2 separate regions of the Homo sapiens genome follow, and region 1 is linked to region 2. A link is an interaction called in ENCODE POLR2A ChIA-PET data of the cell type or tissue named here. Cell type or tissue: PC-9. All regions are shown on one strand. Links, peaks and the distances in the headings refer to the core of each region. The heading gives the core; the rest is flanking DNA.

Region 1 (15,184 bases), core at 1-8,000, 200 kb before region 2:
TGCATCCATATATAATTTTACCAGCAGGGCCTCCCAAAATGTTGTGTAAGTATAGTTTAAATGGATTTCATTAATAAGTTTCTGCATTTAGATAAAAATTCTTGGCTAATCTGTAAGAAGTGAACACTGACTAGCATTGCCAAACAGAAAATCAAAAGTTTCAACAATTTGCAAAGCAGCACAGAATTGACACCCTAAAGAGGATGCCAATTTTGCTAACTACAGCTCTTACCACTCTTCTCCATGGAAAACCTTTAAGCTAAATGTTGTCAGTGTTTAGGTGTGCAGGCAAAATTTAATTCTGAATATACCATCGAACTTTTGCCAATCAGGAGCTGTCTATCATCATAGTCAGTTGTTTTCAATGAAATGAGCCTGTGGACACTACATTAAAAATACTTCTTTAATAAATATCGAAGTAGCGTATTAGAGATAGCACATACTATTTTTCTATCCCAAGAATAAAAATTGATGTTTGGTAAGAGTTTCGGAGCCCAAACAAGTAGGGGGCTGGCCCTCTTCTGGCTCATCTGTGATTGCACAACCGAGGGCCACACGGAGATTAAACAATGCCATCTTTGAAAAATCCCTTTCTGGTATTTCTCCCAAAGCCTGTCTCTTCATGCTTACTTCACATTCTTTATCTAATAAAATAAACTCTTTGTTTTATTTACAGCAAAATTATTACAGCAAATTTACTTCTCCTCTACCTTTTAATTAAATCTTCCAGTAAGCCAAAGTCTAAGGAAAGAAAAAGTACATTGTTGCCTATTGAAAAGGTAATACAAAGCCCTTTCATTTCCTTACAAACTTTAAGGGCCTTTATAATACTTCCTAAATGGCTGGGCTCAGTGGCTCACACCTGTAATCCCAGCGCTTTGGGAGGCTGGGGCACACAGATCACCTGAGGTCAGGAGTTCAAGACCAGCCTGGCCAGCATGGTGAAACCCCATCTCTACTAAAAATACAAAAACTACTCCGGTGTGGTGGCACAGGCCTGTTTTCCCAGCTACTTGGGAGGCTGAGGCAGGAGAATCACTTGAATCCGGGAGGCAGAGATTGCAGTGAGCCGAGATCGTGCCACTGCACTCCAGTCTGGGTGACAGAGCGAGACTCCATCTCAAAAAAACAAAAAATACTTCGTAAAAACAATACTTTTTTTTTCAAGTCAAATCCAATAAGCTAGATGACAAGAGTTAGCTTTTATTCACAAATGTAGTTAAACATGAGGGGTGTTTTGTAGAAACTCCAATTTCTACAAACATTAGTGGTGCATTTTGGTAACATTGGGACAATAAATAAGTTATTTAATTAATAATACAATTTTAAGACAAAAGATACCCCAAACAAAGCATTATCTGTTGACTGCCTGAGAAACATGAAGATCTTCAATGTTAGTACTTTTCTGTTCCTCCTTTCTTAGGTGGTCATCTGAAATGCACAGAAACCAATGTTAATACTTATCCCAAGTCAAAACACACAGATAGGTAGACATAGCTACAAATATCTTAGGATGTTACATATTTAATATTCTATGAGTACTTTAGATGGTTTAGGACAATGAAAAAAACCCATTATTTTTTAAACACTATTGAAGAAATCAGAGGCCAAGCGTGGTGGCTCACGCCTGTAATCCCAGTACTTTGGGAGGCCGAGGTGGGTGGATCACCTGAGGTCAAGAGTTATAGACTAGTCTGGCCAACATGGTGAAACCCCGTGTCTCCTCAAAATACAAAAATTACCCGGGCGTGGTGGCAGGCGCCTGTAATCCCAGCTACTCGGGAGGCTGAGGCAGGAGAATTGCTTGAACCTGGGAGGCAGAAGTTGCAGTGAGCCAAGATCGTGCCATTTCACTCCAGCCTGGGCAACAAGAGTGAAACTCGGTCTCAAAAAAAAAAAAAAAAAAAAGAAAGAAATCAGAAATGTCTGGCATTAGGGACTCTAATTATTCAAAAGAGTTTCTTGACTTTTTTTTTGAGTAGAGTACAACCTGCAGTAAACCCATGCATAAGTAGTTACAAACCTCTCTCTTACATGTAAGGAATGAAATTTGCAAGAAAGGACAAGGTGTTCAATCAGCATTTTGAGGGTTGCCAAAGCTCTTCAATTACAACACAATGAAAACCACTTCAAATAGATCACCTGAGGTCAGGAGATAGAGACCCTGTCTCTACTAAAAATATAAAAATTAGCCAGGCGTGGTGGCGGGCACCTACAATCCCAGCTACTTGGGAGGCTGAGGGCAGGAGAATCGCTTGAACTCAGAAGTGGAGGTTGCAGTGAGCCGAGATCGTGCCACTGCACTCCAGCCTGGGCGACAGAGCAAGACTCTTGTCTCGAGAAGAAAAAAAAAGAACCTAGAGACTTAATATCCTAATGCAACAAAAATGTAATGCAAAAACTAGATTCTTGAGAATATATGAACCCCAAACACTTTCTACAACTGATAAAACATCTTTCTTGCAACAACTTTGATAATAGGAAAAAATATATACATAAATTTAGATAAGCTGCTAGAAAATGCAATTTTATCACTGGGTTTTCTAATTCTACAATGTGATTATACACACGCTTTATTAGTTCTCAGCTGCTTATTCTCAGTGCCAATACTACTTTAAGGGTCTGGAAAACAGATGGAAATCTCTCTCCCTTTATTTTAGGTAACTTTGCTGGACAGAAAAAAAATTAACAATTTCCTCAGAAGGTAACAATTTTAGGTCTTCTAGAAAAGTGTTATAAAAAATGAAGTCTACTATGCTTGATAGATGTGCAATAAAGTTAAGCTGATGACTGTCCCTATTATAAAAATCTGGTCTTTCATTTACAATAAAAATCTTCGCCAGGAATGTAGTCCCAGCTGTAGTCCCAGCTACTTGGGAGGCTGAGGTGGGAGGATCACCTGGGCCTGTGAGGTCAAGGCTGCAGAGAGCCATGATTGTGTCACTGCACTCCAGCCTGGGAGACAGAGTGAGACCCTATCTCTTAAAAACAAAAAAAAAAAGAAAAAAAATGTGTGTGTGTGTATATATATATAAAGTTGAATAGCAAAAACTACTTTGCCTTCAAGATTACAAGCACTAACAGCAGCAGTACAAATGCACTGGCTGTCATTTCAAAGGTGGGTGTGCCTACATAAACCCTCTTCATTTTTTTTCAGCACTGAAAACTTGGATGAGAGAAGCACTTTTTCATCTTGGCATGCTTTGGACTTACTTCTTTCTTTCCTTTTTTTTTTTTTTTTTTGAGACAGAGTCTCGCTCTGTCGCCCAGGCTGGAGTGTAGTGGCGCAATCTCGGCTCACTGCAACCTCCACCTCCTGGGTTCAAGCGATTTTCCTGCCTCGGCCTCCCGAGTAGCTGGGACTACAGGCGTACACCACCACGTCCAGCTAATTTTTGTATTTTCAGTAGAGACAGGGTTTCACCATGTTGGCTAGGCTGGTCTCGAACTCCTGACCTCAAGTGATCTGCCCACCTAGGCCTCCCAAGGTGCTGGGATTACAGGGGTGAGCTGCCGTGGCCTGGCCTGAACTTATTTTCAAGTAAAAGCCAATTTAGTTTCAGGGTTTGATATTTCTGTTGAATGAGCTTCTGTGGAGACAAGGTGCTGTGATGTAGAATAAGGATTTTAGTATCTTCATAACCTTTTCAATGCTGTCAAATAAGAGTTACGGAGACAGTAAGCTAGAGTTGAGGAAGTAAATGGAAAGCTTAAGTGTGTTACTGAAACATGATGCAGTTCTGGCTGACAACTTTCAAGGCACTACACAAAGAGGTTGTGTCAATAAAATTTTTGATGACCAAGAAAATAATTTGCAAAATCACTGTTCTTCCCCGATTCATTCAGCAGTCATCCTCATTTCTGAGCTGTCTGCAGAGCTTTCCACAGAACAGGCACCCAAGGTGGCTTTACTGACTTGAACTCGATTCTGATGTTCCTGGCACTTTAGTGGTGTACAGGTCGTGTGTCTAGGTGTCTCTTTCCCTCCCTCCCTCCATAAATACCTTTCTCTCTATGGTGTATGCGTAATCTACCGCTTTCATCTCAGAAGAACAGAAATTGGTTAGGAAATAGTGTTCCTTATAACTTTCTTACTAGTCATGAGCCGTGAGTATTAACAAGGCTGATTATGAAACTTACAAACCAGAAAGTTATTTCTCAAGCGGTTATTTTTCTTTATGGGACTGATAGTATCAATGACTTGGGGTTGCTGTGTTAAGAAGTGTTAAGGTGTACAATATCCACTGGTGACAACTGAACTCAGAAACTCATATTGTCATATATTCTTGGTAAGTGTATAGACTGATAAAGCCTTTTTGGAGGGGAATTAGACAATATCTACTACATTTTTAAATATGCATATCCTTTGAACCAACAACTCTACTTTAGGCATCCACACAAGAGAAACGTGTAGACAAAGATACAATGTTACATCACAATACTGTAATGTGTGGACAAAGATACAATGTTACATCACAATACCGTAAAAGCAAAATATTTAAAACTAAATAAGAGTGATTATAAGGTGGGAGAGTAGCCTGGGCAACAGGACAAGACCCTGACTGCAAAAAATTAAAAAATAAGCGAGGTGCAGTGGTGCACCCCTATAGTCCCGGCTACTTGGGATGCTGATGTGGAAAGACTGATCCCAGGAGTTTGAGGCTACAGTGAGCTATGATTGTGCCACTGCACTCCAACCTGGATGACAGAGTAAGACCTCATCTCTAAAATTAAAAAAAGGATGATTGTAATAATACTCTGGAATATGAAACAAAGTTAAAAACGAGATCTACACGTATCAACAAGTAAAAAAAAGCAAATTGCAGGATAACGTGCACCATAACAATGTATATATATTTAAATACACAGAAATGAGTCCCGAAGGGGCTGGGCATGGCCAGATGCAGTGGCTCACACCTGTAATCCCAGCACTTTGGGAGGCCAAGGGGGGTGGATTGCCTGAGGTCATGAGTTGGAGACCAGCCTGGCCAACACAGTGAACCTCATCTCTACTAAAAATACAAAAATTAGGCGGGTGTGGTAGCACATGCCTGCAGCCCCAGCTACTTGGGAGGCAGGAGAATCACTTGAACCTGGGAGGCGGAGGTTGCAGTGAGGTGAGATTGTGCCATTGCACTCCAGCCTGGGTGACAGAGTGACAGTCCATCTAAAATTTAAATAATAATAATAAAATAAAATAAAATAAATAAAATAAAATAGAAATGAGTCCCAAAGAATACCCTGCAAACTGCTAACAGGGACACCTTCTATAAAAAGGGAGAAGAATTGAGGAGTTAGGGAGAGGCAAGAAGGAAGAAAGGAAAGTTAAAGGGAACTTTTTACTATTTAAAAAATTTAGAGATTTACTCATGTACTTGCACTATTAATGTTTTATTTTGCTCGTTAAGTACTTGCCAATTAGTAGGCAGTAATGTCAGTTCCTTACCAATCCCTAAAAAGAGAATTTGGAAAACTTCTCCATAATCTATATGTGGAAAGGTATACGGGAACAGCAATCAAATGTGCTGATTCTGCTACTAATTATCTGCTACAGGTCTTAGTTGAGTTACTTAACCTCTTAGTATTGGAACCTTCTTAAAGTTTTCTCAACTATGAAATAAGTAGATGGGAATGACTTATTTTCCAACGTTCCATCCAGTTCAGCATTCTAATATATATAGAAAGATATCTCCTAGTGCAGTCAGAAACCACCTCCAAAATAGGTTATCCTGATTCACTGTTTACTTTCAGACCTCAAGAGACACCAAGCATCTAACACGGTCACTACTGGTCATAGCAGTTTAGGAAACTACAAAGGCAATCCACATTTTAGGCGTTTCCTAAAAGTTTCCTAAAAGTTCGTGTCAACATTCAAGATTTACATTTGTTCTGATAATTGGCAGCCTAAACCCCACCTTTAACTGTCCTTAAAAATTGACCAGCTCTTGGTTGGGCGCGGTGGCTCAAGCCTGTAATCCCAGCACTTTGGGAGGCCAAGGTGGGCGGATCATGAGGTCAGGAGATCAAGACCATCCTGGCTAACACAGGGAAACCCTGTCTCCACTAAAGATACAAAAAATTAGCCGAGTGTGGTGATGGGCGCCTGTAGTCCCAGCTACTTGGGAGGCTGAGGCAGGGGAATGGCATGAACCCAGGAGGCAGAGCTTACAGTGAGACGAGATCACACCACTACACTCTAGCCTGGGCGACAGAGCGAGACTCTGTCTCAAAAAAAAAAAAAAATTGATCAGCTCTCTACCACAACTGAAAACACTGAGCTATAACCCACTCAATTCAAATGGTGAAAATGGGATCCCATTGCTGGGATAATCAAAATAAGTCAGGGCCAGGTACAGGCTCGTGCCTGTAACCCCCACACTCTGAGAGGCTGAGGTGGGAAATCACTTAAGACCGAGTTCAAGACCAGCCTAGTGAACACGGTTGAGACTTCCATGTCCACAAAAATTAAAAAATTAGCTGGGTGTGGTGCCTGAAGTCCTAGCTACTTGGGAAGCTGAGGCAAGAAGGTGAGAGGATTGCTTGAGCCCGGCAGTTCAAGGTTACGGTGAGCTATAATAGCACCACTGCACTCTAGTCAGGCGACAGAGTGACTAGAAAAAATACATAAAAATTTATGTATTTTTATGTCTCAAAAAAATACATAAAAATTTATGTATTTTTATGTCTCAAAAAAATACATAAAAATTTAAAAGCTACCAAAAGCTCATTTAAAAAACAGGCAATCTGAAAGAAATGTGGGCGATTCTCCTAACAATCTGTAACTTGTAGGTAACTTCCACTGTAACATAAACAGTATCCTAAAAATGCAAATGACTTCTCTATCTGTATTTAGCAATCTTACCTTTTATTTTGCAGTCATGGAGAGGAAAAAAAATAATCACTTGATAAAAAGCTATTTATTCAGTATACCAAGGATCTAAGCTGCTCCAAATACTTACAATTTACATGAAAATTGGAGTTTTCAGTATTTTTTTGTTTTTTTTTAAATTTAATTAATATAATTTTTTAATTAAAAAAATAGAGATGGGGTTTCACCATGTCACTTAGGCTAGTCTCAAACTCCTGGCCTCAAGCGATCCACCTGCCTCGGCCTCCCAAACTGCTGGGATTACAGGCATGAGCCATTGTGCCTAGCCCAGAGTTTTAAATACTTCTATAAAGAAATTACATCTAAGAATTCTGCCCAGTTATGCCTCCCACCCTTCCCTGTCCAAGATTCTTTACAAAAAGCATTCTGTTTCTTGGAGTAACATAGGCTAGACATATTAGATATAAGCAGAATTAAACTATGACTCAAAAGCTCAGTAAAGACTCCAAAAGAAAAATATATAGGAAGAAAACATATTTGCTGACAGCTAAATGATGAATCTTGGAAAACTCATACCCATTGGCTTTCTTCTACTAGGTTGTCTGCCAAGACTTGGGTCTGAAGGCTGAAGTGAAGGCCCTTTCAGAAATGCATTCTGGATGCCATCCTTAGTTCCACGCAAGAAATGGGCTAAAATCCCATATAAAAGAGGTCTATAGCAGGAAGAAAACAAAACAAAACCAAAAGCTAATAAATCTGCATAAACGGGAAAAGCTTAAAACATTTATTCTTTAAAAGGTAACCTCTGACATCAAAAAGACCAAGTGATTCACTAGACTTTAAAAAGCGGCATGATTATCCAAAATGCAAATTGTTCATACTTTTAAATTTAAGAGTACCACTTAATTTCATGACAATTTTAAAACCCAGAGAAAACATGTTAACAACTTAAACCTCATCTACACTGAAATATCATTTCTATCAATCCACAGGAATCTCTTTTAAACTCCAAAGTCCAGTAGAGTATTTCCCAATACCTAACCCCATCTAATACACAACAGGTATTCAATAAACACCTCTTGATTAATAAGTCCTTGCCCTGAAAAAGTCTTAGGTCCTGAGAGCCAGGTGACCTGAGTTCAAATTCTGGCTTTGCCATTTGCTAGCTGTGGGACTCTGTGTAAGATTCTTAACCTCTCCAGCCTCATAAATGTTTCTTCCTTTATAAATTAGGATAAGCACCGTCCCTCCCTTATAGGGCTGTTATGCACTAAATGAGTTAATAAATGTCAAGTGTTTTTTACTGTGCCTGGCACATATGAAATGGTATATAAATGTTAGCTCCTGTGTAGCTAACATTTATTTAGATTAATATTTACATTACCTATTATTTTAAAATCTTCTTTATAGTTTACAGAACGTATACCTCTTCTCATCTAATCCTCATCGTGTAATGTCAAGATCATCAACTGCAATTTATAAAGGAGAAAACCACAGCCAGGAGATTTGCTAGAGATTCCCCCAGATAGTAAACAAAGTTTACACTTGAACCCCAAATCCCATATTGTTTTCCTTACAGTGTGCTGCCTGGGAATTTATATTAGTACTCTTGCATCAAGGAAAGCTGCTCTGCTGACAATCAAGAGTGGTACAATGGAAATGTTTTCCTTTGTTTCCAATCTCAAATTTGAAAACACAATTAAAAGGATTTAATCTTTATTTTTAATTTTTGTGGGTACATAGTAGGTGTATATATTTGTGGGGAGGATTTATTTTTTGAGATATGTATCTATTTACTAGCTGGTATAATGGTTTACAGTACGACGCTCCCTTCCAAAGATGGAATCTCATTGCCCTCTGAGTGTGAGCTGAACTCACTTCTAACTGGCACAAAGCTGACTTCAGAGGCCACGTGGTAATGGCCCTGCAGCTTCCTCCTTGCTTTCTCTCTTGGATTGCTGCCTTTGGGAGAAGTCAGATGCCTCAGGACACTTCAGCAGCCCTGGAAAGTTACATGCAGTAAGGAATTGAGGCCGCCTGTCAATATCATTATGAGTTTGGAAGCAGATAGTTCAGCCACATTCAAGGCTTCCGACTACAACCCTGGCTGGCATCTTGACTCCAACCTCAAGGGGGAGCCTGAGCTAGACTTACGTGACTAAGCCAATCCCAAATCCCCGAATATTCCACAAATAATCTATGTTGTTGTTCTAAGCTACCAAATTCTGGAATAATATCACACTAATTTTTCCATGCCACAGGGAAACCAGGAAAGTAAGTTTCTTTATTTAATAAGATGCCGCAACTCTTATGAAAGCGTCACCTAGTAATATAAAACAGGTCTCTTTGTTTACTTTAATCTTCCCCAAAGTGTTAACTGGTTCAAGATGATTTTTAAATGTTAAAAGTTTTATTTTTTAAATAAATATTCAAAAAAATGTACTTGTGATTAAAATTTTGGGTTGGACATGGGGGCTCAGGCCTGTAATCCCAGGACTTTGGGGGGCCAGCCTGGCCTCAAACAGGAGTTTGAGACAGCCTGAACAACATAGCGAGTCCCCTAGCTCTACAGCAATTTTATTTTAAATTAGCCACAGAAGGTAATATGCACCTGTGGTCCCAGCTACTTGGGAGGCTGAGGTGAGAGGATCGCTTGAGTGCAGAAGGGAGAGGCAACTTGCAAATTCATGGATTAAGGTTTATCTTTTAAAATAAGTTTCAAAAAGATAAAGAAAAGTGCGGCCTCACAATAACTTGCCTGTAATTCTGAAATGCAAAATTCTGAAAACTGGATTCTCTTCATATATCTGGCAAAAAATCATCAGATGGCAAGGGTTGACCTAACAAGGCTATTAACAAGGCTATTACAGACTTTATCTTACTTTGTGTGAAAACATTAATGTGCTGGGTGTGGTGGCTCAAGCCTGTAATCCCAGCACTTTGGGAGGCCAAGGCAGGAGGATCACCTGAGGTCGGGAGTTCAAGACCAGCCTGACCAACATGGAGAAACCCCGTATCTACTAAAAATACAAAATTAGCCGGGTGTGGTGGCATGCTCCTGTAATCCCAGCTACTCAGGAGGCTGAGGCAGAAGAGTCACTTGAACCCAAGAGGCAGAGGTTGCAGTGAGCTGAGATCATGTCATTGCACTCAAAAAAAAAAAAAAAGAGAAAGAAAATATTAATGTGATTGTGGAATACTACTTTAGGACTCCCTGGCACATACATGTAGTATTTGGTAGATGTACCATATTACTTTTTTTTTTTTTTTAAAGAATTGAAGTCTTGGGCCGATGGCTCACACCTGTAATCCTAGCACTTTGGGAGGCCGAGGCAGGAGGATCATGAGGTCAGGAGATCGAGACCATCCTGGCTAACACGGTGAAACCGTCTCTACTAAAAATACAAAAAATTAGCCAGGCGTGGTGGCATGCGTCTATAGTCCCAGCTACTTGGGAGGCTGAGGCAGGAGAATCGCTTGAACCTGGGAGGCGGCAGTTGCCGTGAGCCGAGATCACGCCACTGCACTCCAGCCTGGACGACAGAGTGAGACTCTGTCTCGAAAAAAAAAAAAAGAACTCTCGCTGTGTGGCCCACACTGGAGTGCAGCAGCAAGATCATGGCTCACTGCAGCCTCAATCTCCTGGATTTAAGTAATCTTCTTGCCTCACCCTCCTAAGTAGCTAGGACTACAGGCATGTCATTTTAAAACCCGACAGCATTTGGATTTTCAAACATGTATCTGGCCTCAGTGGTTTCAGATGCAGCACTGCAGATCTGTAAGTAAATAATATGAGTAATATGTGACTATGGCAAACTCTGTGAATGCCAATCACTGAAGTGTGAGAAACAAGGGCTTAAAGAAGTTACCTAACTTTTAAAAAATAAAGCCGTTTTAGCAACTTTTTTTTTTGCTTCCTCATCCTCTCTCAAACTTACTTTTTTTTTTTTTTTTGGAAACGGAGTCTCGCTTCTGTCGCCCAGGCTGAGTGCAGTGGCACGATCTCGGCTCACTGCAAGCTCCACCTCCCCGTTTGACGCCCATTTTCCTGCCTCGGCCTCCCAAGTAGCTGGGACTACAGGCATCCGCCACCTTGCCCGGCTAATTTTTTGTATGTTTAGCAGAGACGGGGTTTCACCGTGTTAGCCAGGATGGTCTCCATTTCCTAACCTCGTGATCTGCCCGCCTCGGCCTCCCAAAGTGCTGAGATTACAGGCGTGAGCCAATGCGCCCGGCCTTCTTTTTTAAAAAAATATCAAACATTTCACGAATTTGCGTGTCATCCCTTTGCCGGGGCCATGCTAATCTCTGTACCGCTCCAATTTTAGTTTATGTGCTGTTAAAGTGAGCACAAACTTCTTAATACTTTCATCTGAAGTAGGTATCTCAAAAGCTACCAAGAAGCCAGTAATAGTCATTGCTTATTTCCATCAACTGCTAAATGTAAAATGATGTCTTGTATTAAATGATGTAATAACTCACTGCTCATCCTAAGTCACGCTTAGATTCCCCCAATTATTTTTCCCACTGTTCTCAATTATACAATTTTTATACTTTTCAAAACACTTGTTACCAGGTGCAGTGGCTCATGCCTGTAATCCCAACACTTTGGAAGGCCAAGGTAGGTGGATAACTTGAGCTGAGGAATTGGAGACCAGCCTGGCTAACATGGTAAAACACCATTTCTAAAAAAAATACAAAAATTGGCCAGGCATGATGGTGCATGCCAGCGTATGCCTGTAATTCCAGCTACATGGGAGGCTGAGGTGGGAGAATCGCTTGAGCCCAGGAGTTCGAGGCTGCAGTGAGCCATGATCAAGCCGCTGCACTCTAGAGACCTGGGCAACAGAGTGAAACCCTGCCTTGAAAAAACAAACAAAAAAACCTCACAGCACTTTGGGAGGTGGAGGTGGGCAGATCACTTGAGGCCAGGAGTTCGAGACCGGCCTGGCCAACATGGTGAAACCCCATCTCTACAAAAAAATATGAAAAAAAATTAGCTGGGCATGGTGGTGCACACCTGTAATCCCAGCTACTCAGGAGGCTGAGGCAGAATCAGTTGAACCCAGGAGGAGATTGCGGTGAGCTGAGATGGGGCCACTGCACTCCAGCATGGGCGACAGAGCGAGACCCTATCTCACAAAAAGGAAAAAAGAAAAAAAAAAGAAACAAGGGAAGATGAGAGGAAGAGAAAGAGGAAAATGCCATAAAGGAGTTACTATCTGAACAGGGCCAACAGAAAGGAAAGATGCTCCAATAGAAGTTAAGATGCTCCAATAGAAGAGGGAGAAAGGTGATGTAGGGCTTCTAGGATAAGGGAATGGTTTACAAGGCAAAGCAGCATAAAGTTGCAAAGTGTCTTCCAGGCATAATCAGAAATCAGGTGTGAGCAGATAGAACAACAGACGGGTAGAAAGAGGTGTAAAGTGCTACGCTAAGCAACAGGGACTTCACTATACACACAATGACAAAGGTAGTATATGATCCTGGAACATTAATTTTACACAAGGATTTGTGGGAGAGTTAGATTTAACTGGAATGTCATTTAAAACATTTATATAGTAAAGCAAACAACTTTCAGAACTTTTTTTTTTTTTTTTGAGACAGGGTCTGATTCTGTCACCTAGGCTAGAGTGCAGTGGTGTGATCTTGGCTCACTGCAACCTCCGCTGCCCAGGTTAAAGCGATTCTCATGCCTGAGCCTCCCTAGCAGCTGGGACTACAGGCACACGCCACCATGCCTTGCTAATCTTTTTGTTATTTTTAGTAGAGATGGGGTTTCGCCATGTTGACCAGGCTGGTCTCAAACTCCTGACCTCAGGTGATCCACTTGCCTCAGCCTCTGAAGTGCTGGGACTACAGGCATGAGCCACCACGTCTGGCTAGAGATGGGGTTTCCCCATGTTGTCCAGGCTAGTCTTGAACTCCTGAGCTCAAGTGATCCTTCCACTTCAGCCTTCCAAAGTGCTGGCATTACAGGCACGAGATACCTCACTTGGCCTTAAGAACTTTTAGGATGAGAAAACGTAAGGCTTCAAAGAAAGTTCTAGATTTAAAAAAAGGCTGCTTTAAGCTATGTTCTCAGGTCTCCTATGTACTTTTTTTTTTTTTTTTGGCTATACAGGGACTCTCCAGAAAAAGTTTAAGAAACACTGAAATAGAAAAAAACTAAGAAAACTAGAAAGTGGTCATCCTCCTTTTCAAGAGCATAGTTGGTGAGAGGAGGTACACAGAGGGCAAAGGACAGAGTAATAGTAACGAAAGCAGTGGGCTGATTCAGTAATCTTGGTAGAAAAAGGTATTCGAGCAGAAGCTTGGGGTTGGAAGTTCATAGTTTTTGTTTTTGTTTTTGTTTTTGTTTTAGGAGAGGAGAGATCTGAGTACATTCCTAAGTTGGAGTGAAGGAAGAGTTAAATATGAAGAAAACAACTGACAAGGCAAAGTCTCAGAGGCCAGGCATGGAGGGCTCACACCTGCAACCCTAGCACTTTGGGAGGCCAAGGCAGGAAGATCACTTGAGGTCAGGAGTTCGAGACCAGCCTGGGCAAAAAAGCGAGGCCTTGCCTCTACAAAAATAATTTGAAAATACAAATAAAAGTTGAAATTATAAATTAAAAAACAAACAAAGCCTTAGAAGGACAAAGGATCAAGAAGTCAAAAGGAGCTAACTCCAGAAAGAAGATGCTGAGTCACTCTGAAGCCATGTAATTGTAGCTTCAGCAAACACAGATCTCATCTGACTTATTCACTGCTGCACACCCTGGATTTAGGACAATGCTTGACACACACTAGATCTGAATAAATACTTGAATTAAAATGAAGTAAAACCACCATGGTGCAATTATGACTCAATACAATATGTGGAAACTTCTTTAAAAAAATGTCTTACATTGTATTATCCTTTGATTCTTCAAATGCATTTAGTTCATGGATGAGAAACTGTCTGTCCAACGGAACTACAGGTTGACCAGATTCTGGGAGAAATAAATTCATGAGAACACTCAGTCTATTAAACTAAAAAGCAAATAAGATTTTGAAAAGAATCACATTTACCAGACATACACTTTTTAGATTTTGGAAGAATGATGACAACACACACCAAGACAGATCAAATTGCCTGTGATTTTATGACTTTCAAAATATCTCTTTTGTTAAATGCATGTCTTAATACAGTTTAACATAAATTCACTTTTTAAATTCCCCAGTGTTTGGTTGGAAAAATACCATTTCTATATCCAAATTATAATACTAAATTTTGGAAGTCTGTTTATCAATAACTTATTTTTGAAAAGAATATCCACTTGGTGACAATACTTATAAATAAAAATTAAAGTTAACCTGAAGTGTGGGGCAGCTGGAACTTTCACACTTTGCTGGTGGGAAAGCACAATGGTACAGGCACTTTGGAAAACAGTTGAGCAGTTTTCTTATAAAGGTGAGCGTGCACTTAACCACACAACCCAGCAATCTCACTCTTAGCTTTCTACCCAAGATTAATGAAAACTTATGTTCTCACAAAAACCTGTATGTAAATGTTTATGGCAGCTTGATTCCTAACTGCTAAAACTAGAAACAACTCAATGCCCATCAACTGGTCATAGATGAGCAAACTAGCACAGCCACACAATAGAACAGTGTTCAAAGGAAAAACAAACATGGCTGAATCTTGAATGTATTACACTAAGTGAAAAAAGGCAGACTCAAAAGGCTACATCATGTACGGTTCCATCTACAGCAAGGGTCCCCAACCCCCGAGCCACAGATTAGAAACTGGGCCACACAGCAGGAGGTGAGGAGTGGGCAAGCAAGTGAGGGAAGCTTGATCTGTGTTTACAGCTGCTGCCCATCACTAGCATCACTGCCTGAGCTCAGCCTCCTGTTGGCAGAATTAGATTCTCATAGAAGCGTGAACCCTATTGTGAACTGCACATGCGAGGGATCTGGGCTGTGCACTCCTTATGAGAATCTAAGGCCTGATGATCTCTCACTGCCTCCCATCACCCCCAGATGGGACCATCTAGTTGCAGGAAAACAGGCTTAGGGCTCCCACTGATTCTACATTATGGTGAGTTATAATTATTTCATTATATATTACAACACAATCATAGAAATAAAATGCACAATAAATGGAGTATGCTTGAATCATCCCGAACCATCCTCCCAGGTCCATGGAAAAATTGTCTTCCATGAAACCAGTCCCTGGTGCCAAAAAGGCTGGTGATATCTTGATTGTGATCTGGTAGTAATTACACAACTGCAGGCATTTGACTAAAGTACAGAACTGTACAGTTTAAAAGGTAAATTTTATTGTATGTAAATTATATCCCAGTTTTTTAAAAAAAGCCAAACCATTTA
Region 2 (15,639 bases), core at 3,895-11,894:
ATCACCACTAATTCCAGGACGTTTTCATTACCCCAAAAGGAAGCCCTGTACCTGTTACCAGTTGCTCCCCAAATCTTCCATTCCATTCCAGGCAACCAGTAATCTGCTTTCTGTCTGTCTCTGTTTATCTACTGTGGACTTTTCATATAAATGGAATCAAACAACAGGTGGCCTTTTCTGACTGTTTTCTTTTTTTTTGAGACGAAGTGTCTCCCTTGTTGCCCACCTGAAGCGCAATGGCATGACCTTGCCTCACTACAACGTTTGCCTCCTAGGTTCAAGCGATTCTCCTGCCTCAGCCTACTGAGTAGCTGGGATTATAGGCATGCACCACCACTCCTGGCTAATTGTGTATTTTTAGTAGAGACGGAGTTTCTCCATGTTGGTCAGGCTGGTCTGGAACTCCCGACCTCAAGTGATCCGCCCGCCTCAGCCTCCCGAAGTGCTGGGATTTCAGGTGTGAGCCACCCCGCCTGGCCATCTGACTGGTTTCTTAGCATGATGTTTTCAAGGTTTATCCATGTTTTAGCATGTATAAGAATTTCACTCCTTTTTATGGTTGAGAAGTCTATCATGTAGATACATGTAGACCCTTTCGAGTAAAGAATATCTCTGGGCTGGGCATGGTGGCTCATACCTGTAATCCCAGCATTTTGGGAGGCCGAGGCAGACGGATCACTTGAGGCCAGGAGCTCAAGACCAGCCTGACCAACATGGCGAAACCCCATCTCTACTAAGAAAAATACAAAAAGATTAGCTGGGCATGGTGGTGGGCGCCTATAATCCCAGCTACTTGGAGACTGAGGCATGAGAATCGTTTGACCTTGGGAGGCAGAGGTTGCGGTGAACTGCGATCGCACCACTGCACTCCATCTTGTGCAAAAGAATGAGACTGTGTCTCAAAAAAAAAAAAAGTATCTTTAGGTAAGATGCCAGTGTTGCGTTACCGCTTAGAAGATGGGAGCCAGGATGGGTGCAGTGGCTCATGTCTGTAATCCCAGCACTTTAGGTGGCCGAGGCAGGCAGATGGCCTGAGCCCAGGTGTTCGAGAACAGCCTAGGAAGCATAGGGAGACCCTGTCTCTACAAAAATAAAAAAACTAGCCGGGCATGGTGGTATGCGCCTGTAGTCCTAGCTACTCGGGAGGCTGAGGTGGGAGGAATGCTTGAGCCCGGGAGGTCGAGGCTGTGGTGAGCCATGATTGCACCACTGCACCCAGGGATCATGCGTCCCTGTCGTTTCGAGCACCTTGCCTCCCTCTTGACATCGGAGCCTGGAAAATTTCTGTGCCATGGCTCAGCGTCATCTGTCTTGTTAATGTCAGAGCCAGAACACGAACCAGCTCTGGCTTCCCGTGGGACCGGGCTCTCGCTTGTGTGACCACGTTAATAGATTCCTTGGAAGAATGATCTAAGGAATTTGGACCAAATCTTCCAACAAGAAATAAAAACAGCTGCCATCTGTTGAGTTTTACTGTGCTTGGGCCCTGTGCAAATAAACACCCTACATAAGTGCCAACAGCCCTTAAAAGCCTATCATGACTTCCATTTTATAGATGAGAAAATAGGGGCTTGCCTGGAGAGGTGAAATAACTCAACCAGGGTCCCACAGCGGAAATATGGCAAAGTGTATGGTTTTTATTTTTAAGCTGTATGACCTTCCAGGAAGTAACAATGAAATGGCAGTGCTGAGACCCTGAAAATACATGGGCCGATGGCCAGATGGCAGGGCTATTTGGGTAAAGTGGGAGAGACAGCTCCCTTGAATGGTGAGAGGGAGGAGTCAGGTGGCCCCCTGGATGGAAGATGGTTTCAGGCAGAGGAAACGTCAGGGGCAAAGGCCTGGCTTGGGGATTGTGCTTGGTGCTTTTGAGGAATACTAAGAATGCCCCTCTAGGACATCTCTGAGAAAGTTGATGGGAGAGGCCGGCTCTTTGGGCTCCCGGTCGTTGATTTATCCAGTTCATTCCCAGAGTGTTTAGTGAGCACCTGCCATGTGCCAGATACTGCCCCAGGTTTTTCCACGAGCTCCAGCAGCTGGTCAGTTGTGGCCACCTGGGGAGGGCCCAAGCGCGTCTCCAGGGCCTGTCACTGCTCCTAGGATGATGACTCTCACTCGGGGCACAGCAGTCAGCACTGGGCGTTCTGCTTGCAGGTGGCCTTGTGCACATTTGCCGTCTACGTGACCATTGACGAGAACAACATCCTGGATGCCCAGACAGCCTTCGTGTCTTTGGCCTTGTTCAACATCCTCCGGTTTCCCCTGAACATTCTCCCCATGGTCATCAGCAGCATCGTGCAGGTACAGGGGGAAGCTGGGGCGACTTCCGAGAGGGGGCCTTGGGGTTCTAGGCCACGAAAGCATGGAAGTGCCCCCGAGCGCAGCCTCTAGATCACACTCCCGGTCGGGCTCCATGAGGCCCGGACAAAGGCTGCCATGCTTTCGTCTGGTCATGCCTGAAAGAAAGAAAACACATTTGACTTCTTGACAGAGAACTCGCACTTGAGTATATGAATCAAGTTTAATGCAGCAGGGCTTTCCCATGCTCTGGAAGAATCTTTCCGAAATACTCTGTTCTCTTCAGCCTGTTCCTCCGCCATTCCTATCCTTTTTTTAAAAAACGTAGCTCTTGTCTGACTTGATTGATTTTACAACCCACTGATAGGTCTTGACCACCCACGCTTTGAGAAACCCCAACCTTACAGCCGGGCGCGGCGGCTCATGCCTGTATTCCCACCATTTTGGGAGGCTGAGGCGGGTAGATCACCTGAGGTCAAGAGTTCGAGACCAGCCTGGCCAACATAGTGCAACCTCATCTCTACTAAAAATACAAAAATTAGCCAGGTGTGGTGGCGGGTCCCTGTAATCCCAGCTACTCGGAAGGCTGAGGCAGGAGAATTGCTTGAGCCCAGGAGGAAGAGGTTGCAGTGAGCCAAGATCGTGCCATTGCATTCCAGTCTGGGTGACACAGCAAAAACTCCGTCTCAAAATTAAAAAAAAAAAAAAGAAAAACCCCAACCTTACGGCCGGGCATGATGGTACATGCCTGTAATCCCAGCACTTTGGGAGGCCAAGGCAGGTGGATCTCTTAAGCCCAGGAGTTTGAGACTAGCCTGGGCAATATGGTAAAACCCTGTATGTAAAAAAAAATAAAATAAAATAAAATAAAAATAAATAAATAAATAAATAAATAAATAAATAAATAAATAAATATGTTTGAAAATTAGCCAGGCATGGTGGTGTGCCCCTGTACTCCCAGCGACTCAGAAGGCTGGGGTGGGAGGATCAGCTGAGCTTGGGAAGTTGAGGCTGCAGTGAGTCATAGTCTCACCACTACACTCCAGCCTGGGTGAAGGGAGTAAGACCCTGTTTTTTTTTGTTTTTTGTTTTTATTTTTTAGAAACAATGTAGACCATGTAGAATCTCTAAAATTCCTGCCATTGACTGTGTAAGGAGGGGTGGCTTTCTGTTTTGTCACACTTGGGCACTACTGGAAGCTCCTGTCACTTTTCTGCACTGTTTTCACATTCTTTTTCCGAGCATTGCGAACATCCCTTTTGAAAACTCCATTTTAACTACATAGGCAAATCAACCGTAAAATTTGGTAGTACAAGGCTGATAGCAGGCTTTGTCAAAAACAAAAAAATCCATTTTATTATGAAAAATGTCAAGTGTACACAGAAGTAGAATAGCTTAAAGTTTGTAAACTGGCATTAAAAGAAAAAGAAAAAGAAAAAAAAAGCCAAGCATGATGGCTCACACCTGCAATCCCAGCATTTTGGGAGACCAAGGCAGACAGATCAGCTGAGGTCAGGAGTTCGAGACCAGCCTGGCCAACATGGGGAAACCTTGTCTCTACTAAAAATACAAAAATTAGCCAGATGTATTGGTTGGTGCCTGTAATCCCAGCTAATCTGGAGGCTGAGACACGAGAATCGCTTGAACCTGGGAGGTGGAGGTTGCCGAGGTTGCAGTGAGCCGAGATTGTGCCACTGCACTCCAGCCTGGGCGACTGAGTGAGACTCAGTCTCCAAGAAAGGAAATAATACAACATGAACCCCGTGTACACATCACTCAGATTCAACATCGGCATTTTTTGGCTGGGCGCAGTGGCTCACGCCTGTAATCCCAGCACTGTGGGAGGCTGAGGTGGTAGGATTGCTTCAGCCCAGGAGTTCAAAATCAGCCTGGGCAATGAGACCCTTAATCTACAAAAAATAACAAAATGGGTGTGGGGTGCATGCCTGCAGTGACTACATGGGAGGCTGAGGCAGAAGGATCGCTTGAGCCTAGGAGTTTGAGGCTGCAGTGAGTTATGTTTGCACCACTGCACTCCAGCCTGGGCAACAGAGCAAGACTCTGTCTCAAATAAAGAAACCAAGGTTGGGCGCAGTGGCTCATGCCTGTAATCCCAGCACTCTGGGAGGCCGAGGTGGGCGGATCATGAGGTCAGGAGATGGAGACCATCCTGGCTAACACGGTGAAACCCTGTCTCTGCTAAAAATATAAAAAAATTAGCCAGGTGTGGTGGCAGGTGCCTGTAGTCCCAGCTACTCGGTTGGCTGAGGCAGGAGAATGTTGTGAACCCGGGAGGTGGAGCTTGCAGTGAGCCGAGATTGCGCCACTGCACTCCAGCCTGGGTGACAGAGCGAGACTCCATCTCAAAAACGAACAAAAAAACCCAAAACATTTTGCCACAGTTGATTTATCTCATTCTTTTTCAGTATCCCTCCCTTGTCCCTCTTTCCCTTCATTTGTTTTTAATGCTAAACTCTGCTATCTATCCCTTCATTCTTTCCTTTCTTTGCCGAATAATTTTAAAGCAAATCTCAGACCCCTTACATTCTACCCACAAATATTTCAGCATGCATTTCTTCCTACATAATGTAATACCATCATCATGTCTAAGCAAACTAACAATAAGTTTTTACAATAATACTCAGCCCATATCCAAGTTTTCTGGAATATCTCAGAAATGCCTGTCCCATTGGGCTGTTTGAATTGGCTCTGTTGCATTTGCTGTTACGTTTCCAGAGTCCCTTTTCCACCAGGCCTCTGCCCTTTTCTTCTTTTATTTTTATTTTTATTTATTTATTTTTTGAAATGGAGCCTCACTCTGTCACCCAGGCTGGAGTGCAGTGGCATGATCTTGGCTCACTGCGACCTCTGCCTTCCCAGGTTCAAGTGATTCTTCTGCCTCAGCCTCCCGAGTAGCTGGGATTGCAGGTGCGTGCCACCATGCCAGGCTAATTTTATGTATTTTTTTTTTTTTTTTTAGCTGAGGCGGGGTTTCACCATGTTGGCCAGGCTGGTCTCAAACTCCTGACCTCAAGTGATCTGCCTGCCTTGGCCTCCCAAAGTGCTGGGATTACAGGTTTGAGCTACCGTGCCCAGCCATTCGCCCATTTTTTCTGAAATACCTTTTGTGGGCTTTTAAAACAAAGCAGAACCAAACCTGTTTCTTTTTTTGTTTTGTTTAATTCTAAAGTATACACTGGTTCTAAGAAATGTGGGACCTTCAGAAATAAGGGAGGGTGTGTGCCCCTCCACACCTGGGGAAACCCTTGAAAGTTAACCTTGGTTGGTTTTGCAAAAATGCTTTTTAAAAATAACTCTCCCCTGCCATTGCTCTCTGTACAGGCGAGTGTCTCCCTCAAACGCCTGAGGATCTTTCTCTCCCATGAGGAGCTGGAACCTGACAGCATCGAGCGACGGCCTGTCAAAGACGGTGTGTGTGTGTTCAGTCCTGGCTTCTGGAAGTGGCCGCCTTCCCATCTCCCACTGGGTCCTCCCTACTTGCATTTCTTTCCCTTGGCTGCCCTCAGGTTTGACTCTGCCCAGCCGCTTGTCTGCGAGACCCCGGGGGACAAGGGTTCTGCAGAGCCTGCAGAAGGGAAGGGAAGCCTGGCCTCCTGGGCTTCTGTCCTGTCTCACACTTCCCAGGAGGGTGAACTTGCACTTGCATTTTTGTTTTCTTGCTGAGGGTCAGCAGCTGCTTGAGGCTTCCCCGTGGGAGTCACTTTCCAAGGCTTTGACCTTGATTCTATTCTGGGCTAAATGAGGACTCTGGAGGCTGGCCAGCCTCCATCACCCACAAGCTGTGTAGACTTAGGTCTGAGCCTCAGTTTTATCTAGATAAGGGAAACAAAAGTACCTTTCTTTGGCTGAGTGTTACTTGGATTTTTTTTTTTTTTTGAGACAGGGTCTCATTCCATTTCCCAGGCTGGAGTGCAGTGGTGCAGTCACAGCTGTCACTGCAGCCTTGATTTCGTGGGCTCAGGTGATCCTCTGACCTTAGCCTCCCAAGTAGCTAGAACTACAGGCACACACAGCACCATACTTGGATAATATTTTGGTATGTTTTGTAGAGACAGGGTTTCACCATGTTGTCCAGGCCGGTCTCGAACTCCTTAGCTCAAGCAATCCACCTGCCTCAGCCTCCCAAAGTGCTGGGCTTATAGGCATGAGCCAGTTCTCCTGGCCTTTTTTTTTTTTTCAATATTAAATTGTTTTATTTGGAGAGACAAGGTCTTGCTTTGTTCCTCAAGTTGGTCTTGAGCTCCTGGGCTCAAGGATCCCTCTGCCTCAGCCTCCCAAAGTGCTGGGATGACAGATGTGAGCCACTGCACCTGGCCATGCATTTTTATTGGCAGGTTTGTTTGTTTTGTAGCTTGTTAATTTATCGTTTCCCAGCCCATCCCCCTGAGCCAGGGATGTTGTTTGTAACCATCTCTCTAGGCACTTAATAATAAATATTAGGCCGGGCACAGTGGCTCACGCCTGTAATCCCAGCACTTTGGGGAGCTGAGGCAGGTGGATCACTTGAGGTCAGGAGTTCGAGATCAGCCTGGCCAACAAGGTGAAACCCCGTCTCTACTGAAAATACAAAAATTAGCTGGACATGGTGTTGGGCACCTGTAATCCCAACTACTCGGGAGGCTGAGGCAGGAGAATCACTTGAACCCAGGAGGCGGAGGTTGCAGTGAGCCAAGATCGCGCCACTGCACTCCAGCCAGGGCAAAGAGTGAGACTTCATCTCAAAAAAAAAAAAAAAAATAATAATAATAAATATTAATGGCACTAAGTGCAGTGACACGTTCACTTATAAAGCCTCTGTCATGCACATGCCATTCCAAGGATGTCAATGTCCCAACTTGTCCATTACTCACCATGGTACCCCTGGAGGAGGGTGATGGAAACCCCCATTTTCCAGATGAAGAAACTGGTCTCTGAAACTTGCCTGAGATTGCACAGCTGATCAAAAGAAGAACCAGCATTCACACCCACAGCCCATCGGTAGAGTCCATGCTCTTCCTGGCCATAGGGTGTTGCCTCACTGAGATTTACTGAGCACCTACTATGTGCCAAGCATTGTGAGAAGTGCTCTGTGTGCACTGCCTCATAGACACCCCATCACAGCCCTCTGAAGTTGATTGCATGATTGTCAGCCTTATTTTACAGATGAAAAAGTGAGGCACAGGCTGGGTGCAGTGGCTCCTACCTATAATCCTAGTACTTTGGGAGGCCAAGGCTGGAGGATTGCTTGAGGCCAGGAGTTTGAGACCACCTTGGGTAATGTAGTGAGACCTCGTCTCTACAAAAATTAAATTCACCAGGCATGGTGGTGCACCTGTAGTCCTAGTTACTTGAGAGGCTGAGGCAGGAGGATTGGCTGAGCCCGGGAGTTCAAGGCTATAGTGAGCTATGATCATGCCACTGTACTCCAGCCTGGGTGTCAGAGTGAGACCCTGTCTCAAAAAACAAACAAACAAAGGCACAGAGAAGTTAACTAACTTGCCTGTGGCTACCCAGGTACGAAGTGGTAGCCCCAGGATTCAAACCCATACAGTCTGGCTCCAGAGTCCAATGTCAGAAGATTGAATGTGTGTAAACGTCGGTTATACCGCGTGAGCTGTGTCTGGCACCTCGCAGGCGCTCAGGTATCTTTAGTGGCACCTAAAACGTTTGACACGTTTGACACAGCACCTGGTGCATAGAAGATGATAAACAGATCCTGGGAGTTGTCACTTCTCTGGTCTGAGCGAGATGGTCTCAGCATCTTCAGCTCAGCCCCCTGGTGTGGGGTTTTTTATCCTGGGCGCTACTGACATCTGGAGACACATTGTTCTTTGTGGTTGGGGACTGTCCTGTGCACTGTGGGATGTTGAGCAGCAACCCTGGACTCTACCCATTAGATACAGTAGTATCCATCCCAATTTTGGCAACCAAAAATGGCTCCAGACATTGCCAGATGTGCCTTGAGGGACACAGTTACCTCCAGTTGAGAACCGTGGCCCAAGTGGATGCTGGACTCTTCCTCCCAACACTCCTGGGCTGTGGTCATCTGGTTTCTGCTGTCCCAGTGTCCCACATCCCCTCACATCATAAGGCAATGATTCCATCTACTCTGGGGTCAAATTTCTCTGCTAACCACAGGCTGAAATTTGAGGTGGCCGGCGGTGGGTGGGGGGTGGTTTCTTGGTACTGAAGTTGTTCACAGCTCAATGCAAGCATCAGGAAACCCCTAGGCCCCTGGGTGCCGCCCGCACCCCAGCCCCTCCTTCCTGCCCTAATAGTGGCCTCCTAGGTGGTTGGACTTCCTGGAATGTTTAGCACGCTCTAGCCAGTGGGGGCCCCCTTGGCTGCTCCCAGCTCCCAAGCTAACCGTTCTCTGCAACCTCTCTGTCTCCAGTGGCTTTTCTTAAATTCCTTAAATAGCAACTCCCAGTTTCCTCATTCCACGTCCACTCGTAGAAGAGCTGAGGGAGAAAGTTAATCTAGGTTAACCAGCACCTTCCTCTCTCTCTAGGTTTTTTGTTTTTTTGATGCATGGAGGAAGTTATTTCTTCATTTGACAACTTAAACAAAAAATACTCCTGTATTATCTCCAGATGGTCTTAAGGTGGCTCATAATTCAGAGAGCTGCTTTTCTGTTTTTTCTTTTTCTTTTTTTTTTTTTTTTTGAGACAGAGTTTCACTCTGTTGCCCAGGCTGGAGTGCAATGGCACGATCTTGGCTCTCTGCGACCTCTGCCTTGGTTTCAAGCGATTCTCATGTCTCAGACTCCCGAGTAGCTGGGACTACAGGCATGCGCTACCACACCTGGCTAATGTTTGTATTTTTAGTAGAGATGGGGTTTCACCACGTTGGCCAGGCTGGTCTCGAACTCCTGACATCAGGTGATCTGCCCGCCTCGGTCTCCCGAAGTGTTGGGATTACAGGCATGAGCCCCTGCGACTGGCCTGCTTTTGTTTTAAGTGAGAGACATGAAGTAAAAGGAAAATAACAGGAAGAAGAGTAAAAGAAGACAGAGGTGCTAGGAGCTTTAGAAGTGTGGAGCTGGCCGGGCATGGTGTCTCATGCCTGTAATCCCGGCACTTTGGAAGGCCGAGGCAAGCAGATCACTTGAGGCCAAGAGTTCGAGACCAGGCTGAGCAACATGTCAAGACCCCACCTCTACAAAAAATACAAAAAAAAAATTAGCTGGGTGTGATGGTGCACATCCTGTAGTCCCAGTTGCTCAGGAGGCTGAAGTGGGAGAATCGCCTGCGCCTGGGAGATGGAGGTTGCAGTAGGCCGAGATCGCACCACTGCGCTCCAGCCTGGGTGCAGAAGCCAGATCCTGTCTCAGGAGAAGACAGAAACATGGAACCAGTTAACGTGGGCTTTGTCTCCGACACTCTCCCCTTCCCTGTGCCCTCGTACCACACTTCCTGTTCCGTATCCTCTTTTTTTGAGTTTATCGTGATGGATGTTTTAGAAAGATCCACCTGCTGTGATGTGCTGTGTGTAGAGTGGTGTGGCTGGGGGAGGAAGACAGAGGACCTGGGGAGAAGGGTGAACGACCTCCCTTTGCACCTCAAGGAGGGCCCAGCGGTCTGATGCTGGCCACCCCAGTGGAGAGAGGTTTGCATGTGGACGCCAGCTGTTTCCCACTGACCTTGGCCACTGCTCGGCCCTCCCAGCTGGAGCTGCCCCGAACCTGCCTGAGAAGGGCCAGGGCATCGAGAGCATTGAGTAATTCTCATGCGGCCCCCGCCTCTGCAGTCATCTCCCAAGATGATCGTCCAGATGGCGCAACCCCATCTTACAAGGACAAAGCTGCTTGCAGTTTCCTTCTGCTTTCTGGGTCTGGGGCTGCCTCCAGAACTGCAGGTTGAGTTTCTTCTTTCAGAACCCGTGGCTGATGTCACCAGATAATAATGCCTAGCGCCATTCGTGCCAAGCGTCTGGGGTTGAACCATTCAAGCAGAGAAAGAGAGTGTTCTGTGCATGTGGAGTCGCACAGCTCAGCCTGTCCCTGACATGTCTCTGTGCTTTGTAGGCGGGGGCACGAACAGCATCACCGTGAGGAATGCCACATTCACCTGGGCCAGGAGCGACCCTCCCACACTGAATGGGTAAGCCGGGACGTGGACACACGTGATGGTGTGGAGAGAGCCACAGGGCTTTTGTTAAACGTGGATTCGAATTCCCACCGTGCTCCCTCTCTGTGACCTTGAACAACTCACTTTGCCTTTCTAAGACTTAGCTTACCCATCTGGACAATGGGTGCAGATACACCTGCTTAGGCTGTCGTGAGAAGCAGACACACATGCCTAGCACAGAGGGTTCCCTGGGATTGTAAGTTACAGCAGCCTTGGACAGCTAGACTTAGACAATACAGGAGATTCTTGGCTTGCGTAACTGGGAAGTTCTACTTTCAGGTGCGGTGTGATCCAGGGACTCTGCCGTCAGAACTTTCTTCATATTTTCTGTGTTTCACTTTCTCCTGGTCTGCTTTATCCTCACGCATCCTCTCCCCTTGTGATGGTAAATGGTCCCAACAGCTCCCACTGTGTATCCCACTGTTAGGAGAACTGCCTGCTTCTTATTGACCCAGATTGGGTCCTGTGCCCTCTGTGAGGCAATCGCTATGCCTTCAGACACTGAGTGTGCTGATTGGCCAGTCTCAGTCAGGGGCTGTGATGCTGCTGAACTCCAGTGCCCCTCAGCTGCCCAGCTCACCCTTTCTTGCCAGCTTTCTATCTGGCACCCCACACCCTACAGTCCTTACCTTTCCAAAGCACATGATGTCTAGGAAATTGACCTTATCCCCAGGCAACTTGTCAAGCACCTCTCATTTTGTTCTGACCAGAGGCCTTGATCAACAGCTTTTTAGGCCCCCTTAAGGAATCCGCAAAACACAGGGGTGATGGGACCCTTTTAGAGGTTTAGCTCATGCCTGGGTAGCCAAATCACTGCTGTATTTTATGATGAAGGAGAGAAACTCTCCAGAGAAAACAATCTGTAGAAGGCCTGCATTGAAAATTCATGGGGGTACTGCATGCTTAGGAAGTTCTTCCTTATGTCTAACTTAAATCCTGCCTGCTTCAATTGTAGCTGTTCTGTCTTGTTGAGCTGCACAACTAATCTGTATCTGTGTCCCTTTCCTGACCCAGTGGTTTTCCTGTTCAGTTACCTTCCCCCCATGAGCCCCCAGAACCTTTCTCTAACCCTTTTCTCTCATCAGCCTGTAAGAATATTTCAGTCTCACGTGGACAGTGGCAGGTACTGTCTCACGTGGACAGTGGCAGGTATTGTCTCACTGGGCTTCCTGCCCACTCAGGCCCCATAATCCTTTCCCCTCCCAGCACAGGAACAAAAAGCCTGATGAGTGTCACCATGCAGCAGTGTCATAAGAATGAAACAATCAGTGACAGCAACGACTATCAGCATTTCCACTAATACTCTGAAATCAGAAAGGTGGCAGTTAAAAAGCACAGAATCCCAGCACTTTGGGAGGCCAAGGTGGGCACATCACCTGAAGTCCGAAGTCTGAGACCAGCTTGGCCAACATGGTGAAACCCTGTCACTACTAAAAATAAAAAAACTAGCTGGGCATGGTGGTGCATGCCTGTAATCCCAGCACTTTGGGAGGCTGAGGCGGGCAGATCACTGGAGGTCAGCAGTTCGAGACCAGCCTGGCCAATGTGGGGAAACCCCATCTGTACTAAAAATACAAAAATTAGCTGGATGTGGTGGCGCTCGCCTGTAATCCCAGCTACTTGGGAGGCTGAGGCACAAGAATCATTTGAACCTGGGAGGCACAGGTTTCAGTGAGCCAAGATTGAGCCACTGTACTCCAGCCTGGGCCACAGAGTGAGACTCTTGTCTCAAAAAAATAAATAAATACTTAAGTAACTAAATACAGATAAATAAAAAATAAAAGCACATTCCATATAAGTGAGTCCAGCAAAGGTTTGGATGTGCCCTCCCTTCCCTGGGAGGATGGAAACCCTGCTCTGGAGGTGCCGTCGGCAGTGGGAGTGGCCTGGGGTTGACCTGCCCCATTGACAGCCGGTCTTACTGGGTGAATGCTGAGCTTATTTTATTTTGCTTTCTGCTGTTCGTTAAAGGATGATTTCAATAGAGACATCTTCCTGAAATTCAACTCAGATTTATTCATATGCGTTTCCCTTTTCAACCCTTTGGTGGCTCCCGGCTGGCAGAGTTCAGGTGTCTTAGCACAGCGTCCTTCCAGGGCATATTTCAAGGTGCTCCCAGGTCTGGCCACTACCTACCTCAGTGCCATCGCATCCCTGGTTACACCCTGTGCCTTCACCCCTTTACACCTTTCTCCGGCTCTCCACATGTTTCTGTGTGTGGGACACTCCTGCTTTTTGTCAGAGTTTTTTGGTTTATTTATTTTCTGAGACAGAGTCTCACGCTCTTGCCCAGATCGGAGTGCAGTGGCACGATCTCAGCTCACTGTAACCTCCGCCTCTTGGGTTCAAGTGATTCTTGTGCCTCAGCCTCCTCAGTAGCTGGGACCACAGGCCCTGCCACCACCACGCCTGGCTAATTTTTATATTTTTAGTAGAAACGGGGTTTCACCATGTTGGCCAGACTGGTCTCGAGCTCCTGACCTCGTGATCCGCCTGCGTTGGCCTCCCAAAGTGCTGGGATTACCAGCACTGGCATGAGCTACCGTGTCCGGCCCCAGTTTGTCTTGAGGTGTCCTCTCCTTTCAGACCTTGCGTCATGCCCCCAGTAAAGTTTCTGCCTCTCCGAGGGGCAAAAACTGTTCCAGAAGCCCACTGTGACAGGATCCCTCAGGTTACTCCCTGCCTCACTTCTCTAAGGGACACCTGTCACCTGCCTCCCACCTGGAGGCCCCCTGAGACAGGTCACTGAACTGAACTCAGCAGTAGAAATGGAAGGAATGTTGAGGCCTTCAGTGTTTAGTACAGTCTTGCCTTCTGTCTTTCTCTTTCTCTACTTGGGGTAAATTGAGGCTCGGTGGCCATGGGCATTAGCCCGGCAGGCCTCATTCAGCGTGGCTGAGCCAGGTGTGTTGTGTCGTTTCAGCATCACCTTCTCCATCCCCGAAGGTGCTTTGGTGGCCGTGGTGGGCCAGGTGGGCTGCGGAAAGTCGTCCCTGCTCTCAGCCCTCTTGGCTGAGATGGACAAAGTGGAGGGGCACGTGGCTATCAAGGTAGGATGAGGACCAGCGGGGAGGGGCAGTGGGGAAGCTGGTGGTCTGAGGAAAAGCTCAGAAATGATGGTGTTTCTTTTGACTGTCCCTGTGCCAGAAGCGAAAGCAGCAACGTCTCTTTTCCTCCTCCTCCTGTATCTTTCCACTGTCTCTTTCTCTCTCGTTCTTTCTGTTCTGTTCCGTGCTGTCCTAGAAGGCAGGATTTTGGTATCATTTATTTCCATCTGTCTCCCAGCACTTAAAATAGTGCCCAGTATATAGTAGGCACTTAATAAATATTTATTTTGTTACCTCTTTATTAAGCTGTTATTTTATTATTATTATTATCATTATTATTGTGTTTTTTTTTTTTTGAGACAGGGTCAGGCTCTGTCCCGCAGGCTGGAGTGAAGTGGCGTGATCTCGGCTCACTGCAGCCTCTGCCTCCTGGGTCCAAGCGATTCTCCCTCAGCCTCCCGAGTAGCTAGGATTACAGGCATGCGCCACCATGTCCAGCTAATTTTTATATTTTTTTAGTAGAGACGGTGTTTTACCATGTTGGCCAGGCTGGTCTCAAACTCCTGACCTCAAGTGATCTGCACACCTCTGTCTCCCAAAGTGCTGGGATTGCAGGTGTGAGCCACCGCATTTGGCCACTTAAGAAATACTTAGTAGACACACGAAGACTCCCTGGTACGCAGCCTGTGTCTCCTTCCCTTGCGTCTCTGCCTGTCACTGAGTGTCTCTTGGTCTGTTTGGGTCTTTTTGGATTGTTCTTTATCTTTATGGATCTCTGAGTATCTATTCTTATAAATGTAACAAAACAAAAATGTTTATGTGGTTGGAATATTTTCTTAGAACATTTTTTAAAGGGAACAGTTTAAATTTTTAGTGTTGAATTCTTAATATGGAGCTAAAAGAAGACTGCAGTTTTACTGCTTTTAAATACACAGTGTACTTTGAAGTAAGTTGAAATTCCCCAGGAGTGAGCTTAAGAGGCTCCTTTACAAATAATCCCCACTGGAAATCAACAGCCTTTGTTTGCATTTAGTTCACTCCCCATGAAGGCCTTTTCCTAGTGTAACGACACGTCCCTGGAAGTTTTGCTACCAGCATTTCCAGGAGTGTGGTCTGCAGCCAGCTCATCTTGCAGGACATTTGGGCGATAAAGAACCCCAGGCTCAAAGAAGCGTGGGAAATAATGCATACTCCAGCCCCCTCCCTCTTGGAGACTTACAGTAAACATTAGCAAATTAAAGGCTCTGACAAGTCCTGCAAGGAGAAAAAATCTATTAACTGTTTAACCTTATGTGTCCCAGGTGTACTTGTCCGCACCTCTTTAGTGTCTGTGCAACTGCACATTTGTCTCTTGGAATCTGCCTTTGGGAATGTCAAGTTTATGACGTTGTTTGTTGTTGTGGGTTTTGAGACAGAGTTTTTTTTGTTGCCCAGGCTGGAGTGCAGTCGTGTGATCTTGACTCACTGCAACCTCTGCCTCCTGGGTTCAACCGATTCTTCTGTCTCAGCCTCTTGAGTAGCTGGGATTATAGGCACCCACCATTACTGCACCCGGCTAATTTTTGTATTTTCAGTAAAGACGGGATTTTACCATGTTGACCTGGGTAGTCTAGAACTCCTAACCTCAGGTGATCTCCCCATCTCGGCTTCCCAAAGTGCTGGGATTACAGGCGTGAGCCACCGCTCCTGGCCTAGTTAATGACATTGTTTTTATTTCAGAGCAAAACCCTTTCTTTGATTATACAGTGCCTTTAGAAAGTATACATTGTGGTTGGGTCCAAATTAATGACCTTTAGCTGTTGTTTTAAGAAATGTTTTATCATTACTTTCAAGTTCCTGCCATAAAATAAGATGAATGAACCATGAGAGCTAGATTAATGGAAGAAAATTCCAAATCCCGATGGGATCCACATTGCTTTCTGTTTCCTTAACCCCAGCTTTCTGCTATCCTGGCACTATTAGCATTTCAGGCCAGATGATTATTTATTATTGGTTGTTTGGCCTAGGTAAGGGGAGTGCTAGAAATGTATATAAAATATTTATCTTTTCCCAAATGTTTTAGTTGGTGTGGTTTGTGTATATTATGTCTGAAATTTCTGTGGGTTCTATGGTAAGGCACCACTGTTGACATTTTGGCTTTTTAAAAGTTAGGATATTCAAGTCAG

What was found. ChIA-PET counts read pairs that join two places held together with the same protein. Peaks named below come from ENCODE experiments on the same cell type or tissue, not always from the same donor. Only the 100,000 strongest peaks of a DNase experiment are listed, where the experiment ranks them.
Region 1: POLR2A ChIA-PET joins it to region 2 with 12 read pairs; 6 of 35 experiments call an interaction of 5 or more read pairs at or near these places.

What each region holds. Positions count from the first base shown.
Region 1 is chr16:15,866,086-15,881,269 of GRCh38, forward strand. CEP20 (centrosomal protein 20) reads right to left here. Exons shown (of 5, transcript NM_144600.4): 3 at 13,719-13,803; 4 at 7,406-7,542; 5 at 1-1,431. The coding sequence ends at 1,355. It also overlaps the pseudogene RNU6-213P. Among named protein-coding and RNA genes, the nearest start is that of CEP20, 15 kb to the right of the region's middle. RefSeq lists enhancers at 12,747-13,946, 13,387-13,681. In PC-9, for the core only: no CTCF peak of the experiment used is centred there; a DNase peak (open chromatin) is centred at 4,116.
Region 2 is chr16:16,066,002-16,081,640 of GRCh38, forward strand. ABCC1 (ATP binding cassette subfamily C member 1 (ABCC1 blood group)) reads left to right here. Exons shown (of 31, transcript NM_004996.4): 13 at 2,155-2,301; 14 at 5,641-5,728; 15 at 10,325-10,400; 16 at 13,351-13,477. Among named protein-coding and RNA genes, the nearest start is that of ABCC1, 120 kb to the left of the region's middle. RefSeq lists enhancers at 8,743-9,460, 9,461-10,177. In PC-9, for the core only: no CTCF peak of the experiment used is centred there; a DNase peak (open chromatin) is centred at 8,670; H3K27ac peaks cover 2,589 bases.